Regions from separate parts of the Homo sapiens genome. Here region 2 is linked to region 1. A link is a loop called in an ENCODE intact Hi-C map of the cell type or tissue named here. Cell type or tissue: PC-9. All regions are shown on one strand. Each heading gives the region's core, and the rest is flanking DNA. Links, peaks and the distances in the headings are about the cores only.

What was found. A loop is a pair of places that touch in the nucleus more often than their neighbours do. Peaks named below come from ENCODE experiments on the same cell type or tissue, not always from the same donor. Only the 100,000 strongest peaks of a DNase experiment are listed, where the experiment ranks them.
Region 2: a loop joins it to region 1, with 10 times the contacts of the local background. A loop is called at or near these places in 11 of 110 quality-filtered maps.

The regions. Positions count from the first base shown.
Region 1 is chr19:47,008,913-47,017,239 of GRCh38, reverse strand. No RefSeq gene overlaps it. Among named protein-coding and RNA genes, the nearest start is that of NPAS1, 6.8 kb to the left of the region's middle. RefSeq lists a silencer at 5,626-5,839. In PC-9, for the core only: CTCF peaks have their summits at 3,886 and 4,089 (motif pointing left); a DNase peak (open chromatin) is centred at 4,099; H3K4me3 peaks cover 568 bases.
Region 2 is chr19:47,075,113-47,083,439 of GRCh38, reverse strand. It overlaps ZC3H4 (zinc finger CCCH-type containing 4), which reads left to right. Exons shown (of 15, transcript NM_015168.2): 10 at 1,145-1,256; 11 at 1,818-1,927. Among named protein-coding and RNA genes, the nearest start is that of TMEM160, 31 kb to the right of the region's middle. In PC-9, for the core only: CTCF peaks have their summits at 3,757 and 3,958 (motif pointing left); a DNase peak (open chromatin) is centred at 3,869; H3K27ac peaks cover 451 bases.

The DNA of each region.
Region 1 (8,327 bases), core at 88-8,087:
CTTCACCTCTCTGGGCCTTCGTTTTCTCCCTTGTAGAATGAGGATATTTTAATTCTAGTACCCACCTCATAGCATCATAGTGAAGATAAAATAAGTTTATTTTAGAAGGTCTCAATGTGACCTGAGAACTGGTCTCTTCGGTGTGCTGGGTCAAATTTTCATACCGAGACATTTTCTGCCTTTTTCACTTCATTCTGTTGTCTGGTGGAGATTTCCAGATGCTGTGTGATGTGTGATATCACAACAGACCAAATGCAGAAGCAGCCGTGAGGCCCAGCCATCTTCTTCTTACTGTTATTCCTTCCTTCCTTCCCTTCTTTCTTTCTTTCTTTTTCTTTCTCTTTCTTTCTTTCTTTCTTTCTTTCTTTCTTTCTTTCTTTCTTTCTTTCTTTCTTTCTCTCTCTCTTTCCTTTTCTTTTCTTTTCTTTCTTTCTTTTTCTTTCTTTTTTTTTTGAGGTCTTGCTATGTTGCCCAGGCTTGTCTTGAACTCTTGGCCTCAAGCAGTCTTCCCACCTCAGCCTCCCAAAGTGCTGGGATCACAGGCGTAAGCACAGTGCCCAGCCCAAGGTCCAGCCATCTTCTATAAAAGCTGGACGTTAAAGAGATTTGCAAAAATGTAAAAGAATGCCACTCCCTTCACTAACTTTTTTTTTAATTGGAAAATATATTTTTCATAAAATATTTATGTTGGCCTGTAATGGGCTTATAATTATTATTTTAATTTTAATTTAATTTAATTTAATTTAATTTTTCGAGACAGAGTCTTACTCTGTTGCCTAGGCTGGAGCGCAGTGGCACGATCTCGGCTCACTGCAACCTCTGCCTCCAGGGTTCAAGTGATTCTCCTGCCTCAGCCTCTCGAGCAGTTGAGATTACAGGCATGCACCACCATGCCCGGCTAATTTTTGTATTTTTAGTAGAGACGGGTTTTCACCATGTTAGTCAGGCTGGTCTCAAACTCCTGACCTCATGATCTGTCTGCCTCAGCCTCCCAAAGTGCTAGGATTACAGACTGACTGATTCTCTTTCACAGCCTCAGAAAGAGGCTGGGCACGGTGGCTCAAGCCTGTAATCCCAGCAGCTTGGGAGGCCAAGGTGGGCGGATCACTTGAGGTCAAGAATTCAAGACCAGCCTCGCCAATACTGGGAAACACTGTCTCTCCTAAAAATACAAAAATTAGCCAGGCGTGGTGGCTCACACCTGTAATCTCAGCTACTCAGGAGGCTGAGGCAGGAGAATTGCTTGAACCTGGGAGGTGGAGGTTGTAGTGAGCCGAGATTAAATCACTGCACTCCAGCCTGGGCAGCAGAGTGAGACTCCATCTCAAATTAAAAAAAAAAAAAAAAAAAAAAGCAACCAGCCCTGCCGACACCCTGATTGATCTCGGACTTCCAGCCTCTGGCAACTGCGAGAGAAGACACTTCTGTTGTTTCAAGCCGCCCAGTTTGCGGTCCTTGGTTTTGGCAGTCCCAGCAAACTAATACCGGGGAATGGAGAGTGACTGCTAATGGCTGCATGCTTGCTTTTTGGGTGATGAAAATGTTCTAAAATGGACTGTGGTGATGGTTGCGCGTCTGTGAATACACTAAAAAACCCCTAACTCTGCTAAACACAACTTTAAACGTGTAAAATGTATGGCGTGGGAACAATCTCAATAGAGTGCTTATTCACAGATAAATAATAGGAAAACAAGCCCCAAGGCATTCCTCGTGGAGTTGCTGTCAGCATTCAATGAATTCATTCAACAAATATTTATCGGCCAGGTATGGTGGCTCACACCTGTAATTCCAGCACTTTGGGAGGCCGAGGCGGGCAGATCACCTGAGGTCGGGAGTTCGAGACCAGCCTGACCAACATGGAGAAACCCCATCTCTACTAAAAATACAAAATTAACCAGGTGTGGTGGCTCATGCCTGTAATCCCAGGTACTTGGGAGGCTGAGGCAGGAGAATTGCTTGAACCCAGGAGCGGAGGTTGCGGTGAGCCTGAGCTGAGATGGTGCCATTGCACTCCAGTCTGGGGCAACAAGAGCAAAACTCCGTCTCAAACAAAACAAAACAAAACAAAACAAAAAAACAAAAAACCAGCCTGGCCAACATGGCAAAACCCCATCTCTACTAAAAATACAAAAATTAGCTGGACATGGTGCCACACATTTGTAATCCCAGCTACTTGGGAGGCTGAGGCAGAAGAATCGCTTGAACCCCAGAGACAGAGGTTGCAGTGAGCCGAGATCGCGCCACTGCACTCCAGCCTGGGCAACAGAGCCAGACTCTTGTCTCAAAAAAAAAAAAAAAAAGAAGGTTGGGTGTGGTGGCTCATGCTTGTAATCCCAGCACTTTGGGAGGCTGAGGCAGGCGGATCATGAGGTCAGGAGATCGAGACCATCCTGGCTAACACGGTGAAACCCCGTCTCTACTTAAAATACAAAAAAATTAGCCGGGCATGTGCCTGTAGTCCCAGCTACTCGGGAGGCTGAGGCAGGAGAATGGCGTGAACCTGGGAGGCAGAGCTTGCAGTGAGCTGAGATTAGGCCACTGCACTCCAGCCTGGGCAACAGAGCAAGACTCCATCTCAAAAAAAAAAAAAAAAAAAAAAAAGAAGAAAAGGGCTGGGTGAGGGGTGAGGTGGTGCATGCCTGTAGTCCGAACACTTTGGAGGCCAAGGAGGGAGGATTACTTGAGCCCAGGAGATCGAGACCAGCCTGGGCAGCATGGTGAAACCCTCTCTACAAAAAAATACAAAAATTAGCTGAGTGTGGTGGTGCACCCCTGTAGTCCCAGCTACTCAGGAGGCTGAGGCAGGAGGGTCCCTTGATCCCAGGAGATTGAGGCTGCAGTGAGCTGTGATTGTGCCACTGAACTCCAGCCCTGGGAGACAGAGCAACACCCTGTCTCAAAAACAAAACACAAGCCTGGTGCAGTGGCTCACGCCTGTAATCCCAGCACTTTGGGAGGCTGAGGCGGGTGGATCACTTGAGGTCAGGAGTTCAAGACCAGCCTAGTCAACATGGTGAAACCTGTCTCTACTAAAAAAATTACAGAAATTAGCCAGGCATGGTGGCGGGCGCCTGTAATCCCAGATCTCAGGAGGCTGAGGCTGGAGGATCGCTTGAACCCGGGAGGCAGAGGTTGCAGTGAGCCAAAATCATACCACTGCACTCCACCCTGGGTGACAGAGCAAGACTCAGTCTCAGAAAAAAAAAAGAAAAAGAAAAAGAAAAAGAAAAAGAAAATTGATGGTGAAAAGCGATTAAAACAAGGCCTGCTATCTCGTAAGGGTCCAATGATTGTTAGCTTTTATTAATTTAATATTACTTGTATTTTTTTTTTTTTATGCAGGGTCTCACTCTTTCACCGAGGCTGGAGTGCAGTGATGTGATTACGGCTCACTGCAGCCTCTACCTCCCGGACTCAGGTGATCCTCCCATGTCAGCCTCCTAAGTAGCTGGGACCACAGGTATGCGCCACCACTCCTGATTAACTTTTTGTATGTTTTGTAGAGATGGGGTCTTGCTCTGTCTCCCAGACTGGAGTGCGTAGCACAATCGTCGCTCACTGCAGACTCGAACTCCTGGCCTCGAGCAATCCTCCCACCTCAGCCTCCCAAAGCACTAGGATTACAGGTGTGAGCCTCCGTGCCCGGCCAATATTATTTGTTTTGCTAACATTTATGTTAATTGCATGCTCTTCAGGCCCACCTGGGAGGCAGGTTGGCTGTGAGCTTGCATGTCCTGAATCTCTACTTTCTTCCCCTCCTCTCAGCTCCTGCAAATCGGACCCAGTCTTGTCTCCCCAGTGCCCTCAGGACACACTGAGTTTCTCACCCGGCTCTGCAAGGCCCTGAGTGGCCTGTGACTGAATGGTGGAATAAATGGGTGGATGGATGCAGTGACAGAAACAGTAGCTCATTCCCCTGCTTCTCGGCCAGCTCCTGGGACACTTCGCTTCCAGCCCCATTTCTCAGAACCCGCCTCCTCCTCAGTCCCTGCTGCTTCTCCTTCTAATCCGGCCTTACTTCCTAAAAAGCCGCCATCCGGGCTTTCTACTCTTCCCGGGATGGCCATGGCTGGGCAGGGCGGCGCTCTGCTGACCCCTGGTGGCCGCGCGGAGTAACACAGCTCATTCTCCACCAGGGCAGTTGGCCTGGAGCCCTGGAGCGAATGCTGGGTGCTGGCTGCGGCTTGGGAGGCACAGCTCCCGCCCTCGTAGGTTTCACAGGAAAGTGGGGAAGACAAAGGATAATCAGATACTCACACTGTCGTATGCGGCAACCCTGGCGTCATCTGCACCTTCTCTCTGCCCCAGTCTCATGCCATCTTCAACAAATTCTGTAGCCTTGACCTTCAAGATACCTGGAATTCCCTGTTCTTTCCACTATCACCGTCCTTCTCTGGTCTAATCCGCCACCGTTTCACTCCTGGACTATCGTAGTTACCTCCTTGCTGGACTCCCAGAATCCAGGCTCAGTCTTAACTGATTTCTCCTTTAGCCTCAGGCTCCAATGTGACTCACTTGACACTCTTACTGATTCGTCTTTATTTAAAATATTGATAGTTTGTTCATCATGGATTTGGTTTTTTTGCACTAATTTTGATTTTTTAAACAAGTCTCTTTTTTTGAGATGGAGTTTCGCTCTTGTTGTCCAGGCTGGAGTGCAATGGTGCCATCTCGGCTCACGACAACCTCCGCCTCCTGGGTTCAAGCCATTCTCCTGCCCCAGTCTCCCGAGTAGCTGGGATTACAGGCATGCGCCACCACACCCGGCTAATTTTGTATTTTTAGTAGAGACGGGGTTTCTCCATGTTGGTCAGGCTGCTGTGGAACTCCTGACCTCAGGCGATCCACTCACCTCGGCCTCCCAAAATGCTAGGATTGTAGGCATAAGCCACCACGCCTGGCCCAAAAGACTTTTATTTATTTATTTTGAGATGGGGTCTCACTCTGTCACCCATGCTGGAGTGCAGTGGCAGAATCTTGTCTTAATGCAGCCTCAACCTCCTGCGATCTTCCCACGTCGACCTCCTGAGTAGCTGGGACTACAGGCATGTGCTGCCATGCCCAGCTAATTTTTTTTTTTTCTTCGAGAGGGAGTTTCCCTCTTGTTGCTGAGGCTGGAGTGCAATGGTACAATCTTGGCTCACTGCAACCTCTGCCTCCTGGGTTCAAGCGATTCTTCTCTCTCAGCTTCCCGAGTAGCTGGGATTACAGGCATGTACCACCATGCCTGGCTAATTTTGTATTTTTAGTAGAGACAGGGTTTCACCATGTTGGTCAGGCTGGTCTTGAACTGACCTCAGGTGATACGCCTGCCTCGGCCTCCCAAAGTTCTGGGATTACAGGTGTGAGCTGCCGCGCCTGGCTTTTTTTTTTTTTTTGAGATGGAGTCTTGCTCTGTCGCCCAGGCTGGAGTGTAGTGGCATGATCTCGGCTCACTGCACCCTCCACCTCTCAGGTTCAAGCGATTCTCCTGCCTCAGCTGCCTGAGTAGCTGGAACTACAGGCATGCGCCACCACACCCAGCTAATTTTTCTATTTTAAATCGAGACGGGGTTTTGCCATGTTGGCCAGGCTGCTCTCGAACTCCTGAACTCAGGTGATCCACCCGCCTCAGCCTCCCAGAAATGCTTGGATTACAGGTGTAAGCCACCTCGCCTGGCCTGCTCAGCTAATTTTTAAAGAATTTTTTTGTAGAGTCGGAGTCTCACTCTATTGCCCAGGCTGGTCTCAGACTGCTGGGCTCAAGTGATCCTCCCATCTTGAACTCCAAAGTGCTGGGATTACAGGCATGAGCCAGTGCACCCAACCAAGACAAACAATTTTTTTGGTTTGTTTTGTATTGTTTTTTTTTTTGAGATGGAGTCTTGCTCTGTCACCCAGGCTGGAGTGCAGTGGCGTGATCTCAGCTCACTGCAACCTCCACCTCCCGGGTTCAAGTAATTCTCCTGCCTCAGCCTCCCGAGTAGCTGGGACTACAGGCGCACACCACTACGCCCAGCTAATTTTTGTATTTTTAGTACAGACGGGGTTTCACCATGTTGGCCAGGATGGTCTTGATCTCTTGACCTTGTGATCCGCCTGCCTAGGCTTCCCAAAGTGCTGGGATTACAGGCATGAGCCACCACGCGTGGCTGACATTTTTTTTTTAGAGCAGTATTAGGCTAACAGCAACTTTGCTTTTTGAAAACATTGTGCTGAAATATTTTTATGTTGATGACTGAAGTCTCTTTCGTGTTCTGTTAAGTTTTGCAACTGAGGCAAGTGCTCCCAACAACTGAATCCTCGTTAACTCCTCGGTCCTGCCTAAATAATGGCCACATTCATTTGTTTACTGTGTTCCTTCCACTAGGATGTCAGCTCCGGGCAGGGATTTGTTTAATGTCTGTGTGCCCCAGCCTGAATGAATAACACACCGAGAAAAGTACTTTTTTTTTCTTTCTTTTTTTTAGACAGGGTCTGGCTCTGTTGCCCAGGCTGGAGTGCAGTGGTACGATCTTGGCTCACTGCAACCTTGAACTTCCTGAGTTCAAGTGATCCTCCCACCTCAGCCTCCCGAGTAGCTGGGATTACAGGCATGCGCCACCACGCCTGGCTAATTTTGTATTTTTTTTTTTTAATTTATTTATTTTTTATTGATAATTCTCGGGTGTTTCTCACAGAGGGGGATTTGGCAGGGTCATAGGACAATAGTGGAGGGAAGGTCAGCAGATAAACAAGTGAACAAAGGTCTCTGGTTTTCCTAGGCAGAGGACCCTGCGGCCTTCCGCAGTGTTTGTGTCCCTGGGTACTTGAGATTAGGGAGTGGTGATGACTCTTAACGAGCATGCTGCCTTCAAGCATCTGTTTAACAAAGCACATCTTGCACCGCCCTTAATCCATTTAACCCTGAGTGGACACAGCAGATGTTTCAGAGAGCACAGGGTTGGGGGTAAGGTCACAGATCAACAGGATCCCACAGCAGAAGAAGTTTTCTTAGTACAAAACAAAATGAAAAGTCTCCCATGTCTACTTCTTTCTACACAGACACGGCAACCATCCGATTTCTCAATCTTTTCCCCACCTTTCCCGCCTTTCTATTCCACAAAACCGCCATTGTCATCCTGGCCCGTTCTCAATGAGCTGTTGGGCACACCTCCCAGACAGGGTGGTGGCCGGGCAGAGGGGCTCCTCACTTCCCAGTAGGGGCGGCCGGGCAGAGGCGCCCCTCACCTCCCGGACGGGGCGGCTGGCCGGGCGGGGTGCTGACCCCCCCACCTCCCTCCCGGACGGGGTGGCTGCCGGGCGGAGACGCTCCTCACTTCCCAGACTGGGTGGCTGTCGGGCGGAGAGGCTCCTCACTTCTCAGACGGGGCGGCTGCCGGGCGGAGGGGCTCCTCACTTCTCAGACGGGGCGGCCGGGCAGAGATGCTCCTCACCTCCCAGACCGGGTCGCAGCCGGGCAGAGGTGCTCCTCACATCCCAGACGGGGCGGCGGGGCAGAGGCGCTCCCCACATCTCAGACGATGGGCGGCCGGGCAGAGACGCTCCTCACTTCCTAGATGTGATGGCGGCCGGGAAGAGGTGCTCCTCACTTCCTAGGTGGGATGGCGGCCGGGCGGAGACGCTCCTCACTTTCCAGACTGGGCAGCCAGGCAGAGGGGCTCCTCACATCCCAGACGATGGGCGGCCAGGCAGAGACGCTCCTCACTTCCCAGACGGGGTGGCAGCCGGGCAGAGGCTGCAATCTCGGCACTTTGGGAGGCCAAGGCAGGCGGCTGGGAGGTGGAGGCTGTAGCGAGCCGAGATCACGCCACTGCACTCCAGCCTGGGCACCATTGAGCACTGAGTGAATGAGACTCCGTCTGCAATCCCGGCACCTTGGGAGGCCGAGGCTGGCGGATCACTTGCGGTTAGGGGCTGGAGACCGGCCCGGCCAACACAGCGAAACCCCGTCTCCACCAAAACCAGTCAGGCGTGGCGGCGCGAGCCTGCAATCGCAGGCACTCCGCAGGCTGAGTCAGGAGAATCAGGCAGGGAGGTTGCAGTGAGCTGAGATGGCAGCAGTACTGTCCAGCTTCGGCTCGGCATCAGAGGGAGACCGTGGAAAGAGAGGGAGAGGGAGACCGTGGGGAGAGGGAGAGGGAGACGGAGAGGGAGAGCTCCTAATTTTGTATTTTTAGTAGAGACGGGGTTTCTTCATGTTGCTCAGGCTGTGTCTTGAACTCCCGATCTCAGGTGATCTGCCCGCCTCGGCCTCTCAAAGTCCTGGGATTACAGGCGTGATCCACTGCACCTGGCCCCAAGCTGCTAATTAAAAAAAGAAATGTTTTGTAGAGACAAGGTCTAAC
Region 2 (8,327 bases), core at 190-8,189, 66 kb before region 1:
GTATTTCTTATTTAGTTACAATTTCTATTCTGTTGAGAAACTTGAAATACATATAAGCAAGAACAAATGAATACACCCTGGGCAACATAGACCCCATCTCTCTCTCTCTCTCTCTCTTTTTTTTTTTTTAATTTTTTTTAGACCGAGTCTCTCTCTGTCGCCCAGGCTGGAGTGCAGTGGTGTGATCTCGCCTCACTGCAAGTTCTGCCTCACTGCAAGCTCTGCCTCCTGGATTCATGCCATTCTCCTTCCTCAGCCTCCCAGCTACTTGGGACGCTGAGGCAGGAGAATCGCTTGAACCTGGGTGGTGGAGGTTGCAGTGAGTCAAGATCGTGCCATTGCACTCCAGCCTGGGCGACAGAGCCAGACTCTGTCTCAAAAATAAGTAAATAAATTAAGACAAATGAATAGGCATTCGTAAAAGGGGGACAGATCAGCTTCTGTCTTCAGTTCACGGTTATGGTGAGTGATTCCTGAGGACTGAATGATGAAGAATGGAGAACACAATCCTGGATTTCACCTAGGTATTGTGTCGTTGAGACTGTGTTCAACCGGAAATAAAGGAAAACTTAACAAAATTGGCTTCAACACATAGACATTTGTCTCTCAGAACCAGGAGTCTGGAGCTGGGTGGGCAGTAGCTGGCAGCGCAGTGGTCAGGGGTACCCTGGGGGACCTAGGCTCATTCCTGCTTACTATTCTGCCATCTTTAAACATATGGCTTTTGTCCTCATGGTTACACGGTGGTTGCTGTGCCTCCGAGCATCACATCCAAGGTCTGGGAGGAAGAAAAATGGACAAAAGGCTTTTCTTTAAATTCAGGAAGTACCCAGGCTTGGTGGCTCATGGCTATAATCCCAGCGCTTTGGGAGGCCAAAGTGGGAGGATCACTTGAACCCAGGAGTTTGAGACCAGCCTGGGCAACATAGTGAGACCTGTCTCTACAAAAAAATATTTAAAAAATTAGTCCCAACAGCCTTTGGGACCTGCCCTTCCTACACCTGTCTTCCTTTCCTAAGGGGGATTCGTTTCTGTCATTGGCCCCTCCATGCACCAGCAGTGACAGTATTTCTTCCCTTTGCAGACAGAAGTAAGCAAGAGCTTCCCACGCCACCACCTTATGTTTTTGTTGCTTCTCTTCTAGGGAGACCACTGTAATTTTAGCCATGACATCGAACTCCCAAAGAAGCGAGAACTGTGCAAGTTTTACATCACTGGATTTTGCGCCAGAGCTGAGAACTGCCCTTATATGCACGATATCCTTTAGTGCCAGCATCTGGTCTGAATGAGGGCGCAGAACTTCTCTGCTCCTTGATGGTGGTAGTAACAGCCAATCTTCCTTCTCTGTGCTTTCTCTCTGTGCCAAGAGCTTTCTGTGAGTCTCCATCTCATTTAACACTCACGTCCGCCCTCAGAGGGGTCTGTCTTTCCCATCCTTCCAGGGAGTAAACTGAGATGCACATGGAGCATGTTCTGTTTACATAGGCTCTCAAGACTGGCCCATACCATTGGCTGAGATTCTTCCAGGTGGTTTTATACCTTGGGTGAGTCATTTAACTTCCCTAGTCTGGTTGACCATCTGAGGACGCAGCCCCCAGCCAGTGTAGTGGGGCTGGAAGTGCCCTGCAGTCTGGAGTGCCGGGGTCTCTCCGTGGATTTCCTGCCAACCCACTGAGCAGCCCTTAGCACATCGCCTCACCTCTCTGGGCTCAGATTTCTTATCTCCAAAACAAAGGGAGCTGGATTCTGCCTTGGGTCTGTGGTGGGGGAGGGGGGCGTTCTGTGAGATGAAGCATTTACCTTAATTTGCCATGAACGTGATTTCCCGTGTAAGCTGTACCACACCACTGGGAACTGCATCAATGGTGACGACTGCATGTTTTCCCACGACCCTCTGACCGAAGAGACGAGGGAGCTCTTGGATAAGGTAATGTCCGGGGGTAACGGGGCCCCCGGCTACAGGAACTGGGACATGCGCACTCCATTGCCTCAGTGCTGTGGCCTGCCTGTCCAGCCTCTGCAGTGCCCAGTTTGGTTGATCTGGAATTGGGCCATTCTAAGGAGGACACGGGCACTGTGTCCTCTTCTGCAAGGAGTTGAGGTGGTCACATGTGTTGTCTTAGGCCAGGACAAGCTTTTGCTGTTTCCCCTGGGGCATGACCAAATGAAAGGAATGCTGCCTGATGGGCCTCCAAGCATGAATCGTGATCTCTTAGGTGTCATTTAGAGAGAGCTCACAATACACAAAGATACACGAATCACCTGTAACCCCAGCACTTTGGGAGGCCGAGGCAGGAGGATCAGTTGAGCTCAGGAGTTCAAGACCAGCCTAGGCATGTAGCAAGACGTTGTTTCTACTAAAAATAAATTAAAAAAAATTGGCTGGGCTGGGTGCAGTGGTTTATGCCTGTAATCCCAGCACTTTGGGAGGCCAAGGCAGGCAGATCAGTTGTACTTAGGGCAACATGGCAAAACCCCGTCTCTTAAAAAAAAAATACAAAAAACTTAACCGAGTGTGGTGGCTCACGCTTGTAATCTCAGCACTGTGGGAGTCTGAGGCGGGCAGATCACCTGAGGCCAGGTTCTCAAGACCTGCCTGGCCAACATGGCAAAACCTCATTGCTACTAAAAATATAAAAATTAGCTAGTTGTGGTGGCACATGCGTGTAGTCCCAGCTACTTAGGAGGCAGAGGTTGCAGTGAGCTGAGATCACACCACTGCATTCCATCCAGCCTGTGCAACAGAGTGAGACTGTGTCTCAAAAAAAAAAAAAAAATTAGCCAGGTATTGTGGCACATGCCTATGGTCCCAGCTACTCGAGAGGCTGAGGTGGGAGGATCTGTTGAGTCCAGGAGATTGAGGCTGCAGTGAGCCATGATCATGCCACTGCACTCCAGCCTGGGTAACAGAGCAAGACGCCATCTCCAAGAAAGACCACAAAAAACCAAAGATACACAAAGACGAGGCAAGGATTGTATTTTGGTGGAAAAGTCAAACGTTTCTTTGCAACTCTCAGGGCCCCCATTATGCATTAGAGAAAATAGAGGGAAGTTGGGGGTCTCTAAAGGGGAAGGCTCCCTTGGGGGAGGTGTCAGGGCTTCCCCACTAGCCAGGTGACATTTGAAACTCATCCTGGCATCAGTTGTCCTCCCTGAGGAGTCAGGCTGAGGACCTTGGGTTAGGGTTAAATACCCAAACATCAGTCCTGAGTTTCCTGATTCATCTGGGGAGTGAGTGGGTACGGGAACTGGTGCCCTTTCAAATGAAGCTTTCCTGCCTTCTAGTTCACAAGGAGGTTCTAGGAGATTGGCTATTTTTTTTGACAGTGGAAAGGATCAAGGCATCAGCACATCTGCCGGCTTCCAGAGTCCATCTGTCAGTGACTGTCTTGTTAACTGGTGGCAGGGGCACCCCTGTGAGGGGTGCAGGGGAAGCCCCATGCAAGCAGACGTAGGAGAATGTCCATTCCTCGTTGGCAGGGCGCCTGTAGGAAAAGGCAAGTCCCTCCGGGGAGCCTGCTGCCCTAGGGTTTTTTTGTTTTGTTTGTTTTTTGATACAGAGTCTCACTCTGTCACCCAGGCTGGAGTGCAGTGGCACAATCTCGGCTCCCTGCAACCTCTACCTCCTGGGTTCAAGCGTTTGTCCTGCCTCAGCCTCCCGAGTAGCTGGGACTACAGGCGCATGCCGCTGCGCCCAGCTATTTTCAGTAGAGACGGGGTTTCACCATGTTGGCCAGGTTGGTCTCGAACTACTGACCTTGTGATCCGCCCACCTTGGCCTCCCAAATCGCTGGGATTACAAGTGTGAGCCACAGCGCCTGGCATGCCCCAGGGTTATGTAATCAGTACATACCTAGGGTCTGAGCTGTTTGACAGGGGAAGCAGTGGCCAGTCAGGCCTCACGGCTCCTTGGGAGGACTCACTGATCTCTGACTGAGGACTGCCCCCTGCTGGAGGCTCCAGGTTTGTGCTTCAGGCCAGTGCTGCCCACAGGAGCACCACAGAATCACATCATTCATTTAAAATTTTCCAGTAGCCACATTAAAAAAAAAAAAAAAAGTAAAAAGAAACAGGTGAAATTACTTTTTTTTTCTTTTTTGAAGTGGCGTCTGGCCAGGCGCAGTGGCTCACTCCTGTAACCCCCCCACTGTGGGATGCCGAGGCAGACGGATCACCTGAGGTTGGGAATTCAAGACCAGCCTGACCAACATGGAGAAACCCCATCTCTACTAAAAATACAGAATTAGCCAGGCAAGGTGGTGCATACCTGTAATCCCAGCTACTCGAGAGGCTGAGGCAGGAGAATCGCTTGAACCCGGGAGGCGGTGGTTGCGGTGAGCTGAGATCGTGCCATTGCACTCCAGCCTGGGCAACAAGAGCGAGACTCTGTCTCAAAAAAAAAAAAATGGAAATGAAATGGAGTCTTGCTTTGTTGTCCAGGCTGGAGTGCAATGGCGCGATCTCTGCTCACCGCAACCTTCGCCTTCTGGGTTCAAGCGATTCTCCTGCCTCAGCCTCCACAGTAGCTGGGATTACAGGCGCCCACCACCACACCCGGCTAATTTTTGTTTGTTTGTTTTTGAGACGGAGTTTCACTCTTTCGCCCAGGCTGAAGTGCAATGGCACCATCTCGGCTCACTGCAACCTCTGCCTTCCAGGTTCAAGTGATTTCCTGTTTCAGCCTCCTGAGTAGCTGGGATTACAGGTGCCAGCCACCATGCCCAGCTGAGTTTTGTATTTTTAGTAGAGACAGGGTTTCACCCTGTTGGCCAGGCTGGTCTCAAATTCGTGATTAGTTTTGTATTCTTAGTAGAGACAGGGTTTCACCATGTTGGCCAGGCTGGTCTCGAATTCCTGATCCACCCACCTCGACAGGTGATCCACCCGCCCCGGCCTCCCAAAGTGCTGGGGTTACAGGTGTGCACCAATGCGCCTGGCTAATTTTTTGTTTTTTTTGAAACGGAGTCTCGCTCTGTTGCCAGGCTGGAGTGCAGTGGGCGTGGTCTCGGCTCACTGCAACCTCCGCCTCCTGGGTTCAAGCGATTCTCCTGCCTTGGCCTCCCAAAGTGCCGGGATTACAGGTGTGAGCCACCATGCCCGTCCGTGCCTGGCTAATTTTTGTATTTTTAGTAGAGATGAGGTTTTATCATGTTGGCCAGGCTGGTTTCAAACTCCTGACCTGAAATAAGCCACCTACCTCGTGAAATTAATTTTAACAATATATCTCATTTATCGCCAAACATAATTTTAGGAAATAATAAAAAATAATGAAAAAAATAGAGATAGTTTAGGGGGGCTTTTTGTATGTAGTTTCAACGGCTGGAAAAAAAATTTTTTAAGTGGCATTGGGATTATATTTGATCTCCCTTGGCTTCATGGAAGTGGGCACCTGTGAAGCCAACAGAGATTAAGTATAATGGTACTTGAGTCCGTTAAAAGTAAATTCTGTAGAGAGCAATATTTTCTGAAAGCAAAACTTGATGTTTGCAAAACTTAGAGGGTTGTAGATTTCTGCTTTGGAGTATGCACACAGACCTTTTTCCTGAAAATCCATACCTTCTTTTTTTTTTTTTTTTTTGTTTGAGACGGAGTTTTGCTCTTGTTGCCCAGGCTGGAGCACAGTGGCGCGATCTTGGCTCACCACGACCTCCGCCTCCCAGGTTCAAGCGATTCTCCTGCCTCAGCCTCCTGAGTAGCTGAGATTACAGGCATGTGCCATCACGCCCGGCTCATTTTTTGTGTTTTTAGTAGGGACGGGGTTTCTCCACGTTTGTCAGGCTGGTCTCGAACTCCCAACCTCAGGTGATCCACGCCCGCCTTGGCCTCCCACAGTGCTGGGATAACGGGCGTGAGCCACCATGCCTAGCTGAGAATCCATACCTTCTAAATTTATCTGAGTGCTTTAAGCAGTTCTTAGCATTTTATCTATGTTTTTGTGTGTCCTCTTTGGTACCAGTTTTTTTTTTTTTTTAAGACGGAGTTTCACTCTTGTTGCCAAGGCTGGAGTGCAATGATGCGATCTCGGCTCACTGCAACCTCCGCCTCCTGGGTTCAAGTGATTCTCCTGTCTCAGCCTCCTGAATAGATGGGATTACAGGTGCCTGACACACGCCTGGCTAATTTTTGTATTTTTAGTAGAGACAGGGTTTCACCATGTTAGCCAGGCTGGTCTCGAACACCTGACCTCAGGTGATCCACCCGCAGGCCTCCCAAAGTGCTGGGATTACAGGCATGAACCACCGCACCTGATATATAGTTCTGTGAGTTGTTTTTTTTTTCCAAGACGGAATCTCGCTCTGTCGTCCAGGCTGGAGTGCAGTAGTGCAGTGTTGGCTCACTGCAACCTCCGCCTCCCAGGTTCAAGCAGTTCTCTGCCTCTTGAGTAGCTGGGATTACAGAGGCCCGCCACCACATCCAGCTAATGTTTTTTTGAAAAAATTTTTTTTTGAGACGGAGTCTTGCTCTGTCACCCAGGCTGGAGTGCAGTGGTGCAACCTTGGCTCACTGTAGTTTCCGCCTCCCAGGTTCAAGCGATTCTCCTGCCTCAGCCTCCTGAGTAGCTGGGATTACAGGTGTGTGCCACCACGCCCGGCTAATTTTTATATATTTAGTAGAGACAGGGTTTCACCATGTTGATCAGGCTGGTCTCGAACTCCTGACCTCGTGATCTGCTCGGCTCTGCCTTCCAAAGTGCTGGGATTACAGGTGTGAGCCACTGCGCCCGGCCAGCTAATATTTTTGTATTTTTAGTAGAGATAAGGTTTCACCATCTTGGTCAGGCTGGTCTTGAACTCCTGACCTCGTAATCCACCTACCTCGTCCTCCCAAAGTGCTGGGATTACAGGCGTGAGCCACTGCGCTTGGCCTGGTTCTATGAGTTTTGACAAACACATTGAGTCATGTCACCACCCCACAAGATGGATCTAGGAAACCCATTCCATCACCCCAGAAACTCTGCTGTGTCCTTTATAGTAAATGCCACCCCACATCTCCAGTGCCTGGCAACCGTGGATCAGGGTCTGTCTTTTGGTTTTGCTTTTTCAAGCAAATCATATAAATAGAATTATGGGGTAAACAGGCTTTAAGAGTGTGAGTGTGTGTGTGTGTGTGTGTGCGCGCGCGCGCACGCGTGCATGTGTTGAGTCTGGCTTCTTGCACTTGGCATGAAGCCTTTGAGGTTCACCCGTTGTTGCAAGTAACAGTTCATTACCATTTGTTGCTGTGTAGTGTCCCACTGAGCGGATGATCTGTGTTTGTTTATCCAGTCATCCGTTGAAGGACATTTGAGTTGTTTCCAGTTCGAGGCAACAGCGTTGGTGACCAGTGGCCTGGAGCTTATTCACATGGCCTAATGGGGCTCAGCCCACATGCCTCTGCACCTCTACAAGTGTTACTTATTGCTTGCAGAAGGTGACTGACTGTTGGAAACTGTGATCACTGATAGTCTGTCCTGGCTAGAGAGGTTTTGGCACCTAGCGGGGTGCTAGTTGTCTCAGCTGGTGTCTTTGCTGGTGGAGGGGCCAGGGACAGAGGTGCCCTCCACAGGGTCTGTGCTGGCAGGACCGATGGGCAGTTTGGGTTGACTCCGCAGTTGACTCCATGGTGGAGTCAACCATTCAGGGCCTGAGCTCCTTTCTCCTCTGCACTGGACCCAGCCTCTGGATTCCAGGGAATGCATTGGTTTGTGTTCCTTGCTTAGTCGTTCACTCAATAAATCTCTGTGCCTTGTTTGTGCCAGGCACTGGGGGTGCTGAGGAGGCAGGGTTAGGTCCTTGGGCGGATGCTGATGACACATGGGGAGTGTGAGTGTGTGTGTGTATGTGTGTGTGCGCACACACACGTGGGGATCAGGCCGTGAAGAATAAGTGTGGGAGCCCAGGACTCTAGCTGGGCTCTATTCAGGAGGCAGACATTCAAGAGGCTTTGTGAGGAGGTGACACTGGCGGCCCCAGGATGTGCGGCAGTGGGGACTGAAGAGGAGGAGGAGGAGGGAGATGCAGGGTGGCAGCTGCAGCGCAAGCCATGGCCCCACACACAGTTGAGGAAGGGCCCTTGGGCCAGGAGGAAGTGAGCCCGTGGCAGTGTTGAAAGCAGCTGGCGCAAGGCTCTGGGCCCTCCCAGCAAGGCTCATCTCAGGTGGTGGTGCCCACGCTCAAAGGGCAGAATGCGGGTTCTGCCTCCACGGGTCCCCCTGTGCTGCTGGTTCACACGCTGACCACCCCTGGAATATCAGGGTTCAGAAGGACAGAGGGGTTCCACCGCGTCGTTTTCCACACCTCCTCCATGAAGCCACATTCTTATTGGACCCTGGGGTTCCAGGGTCCAGA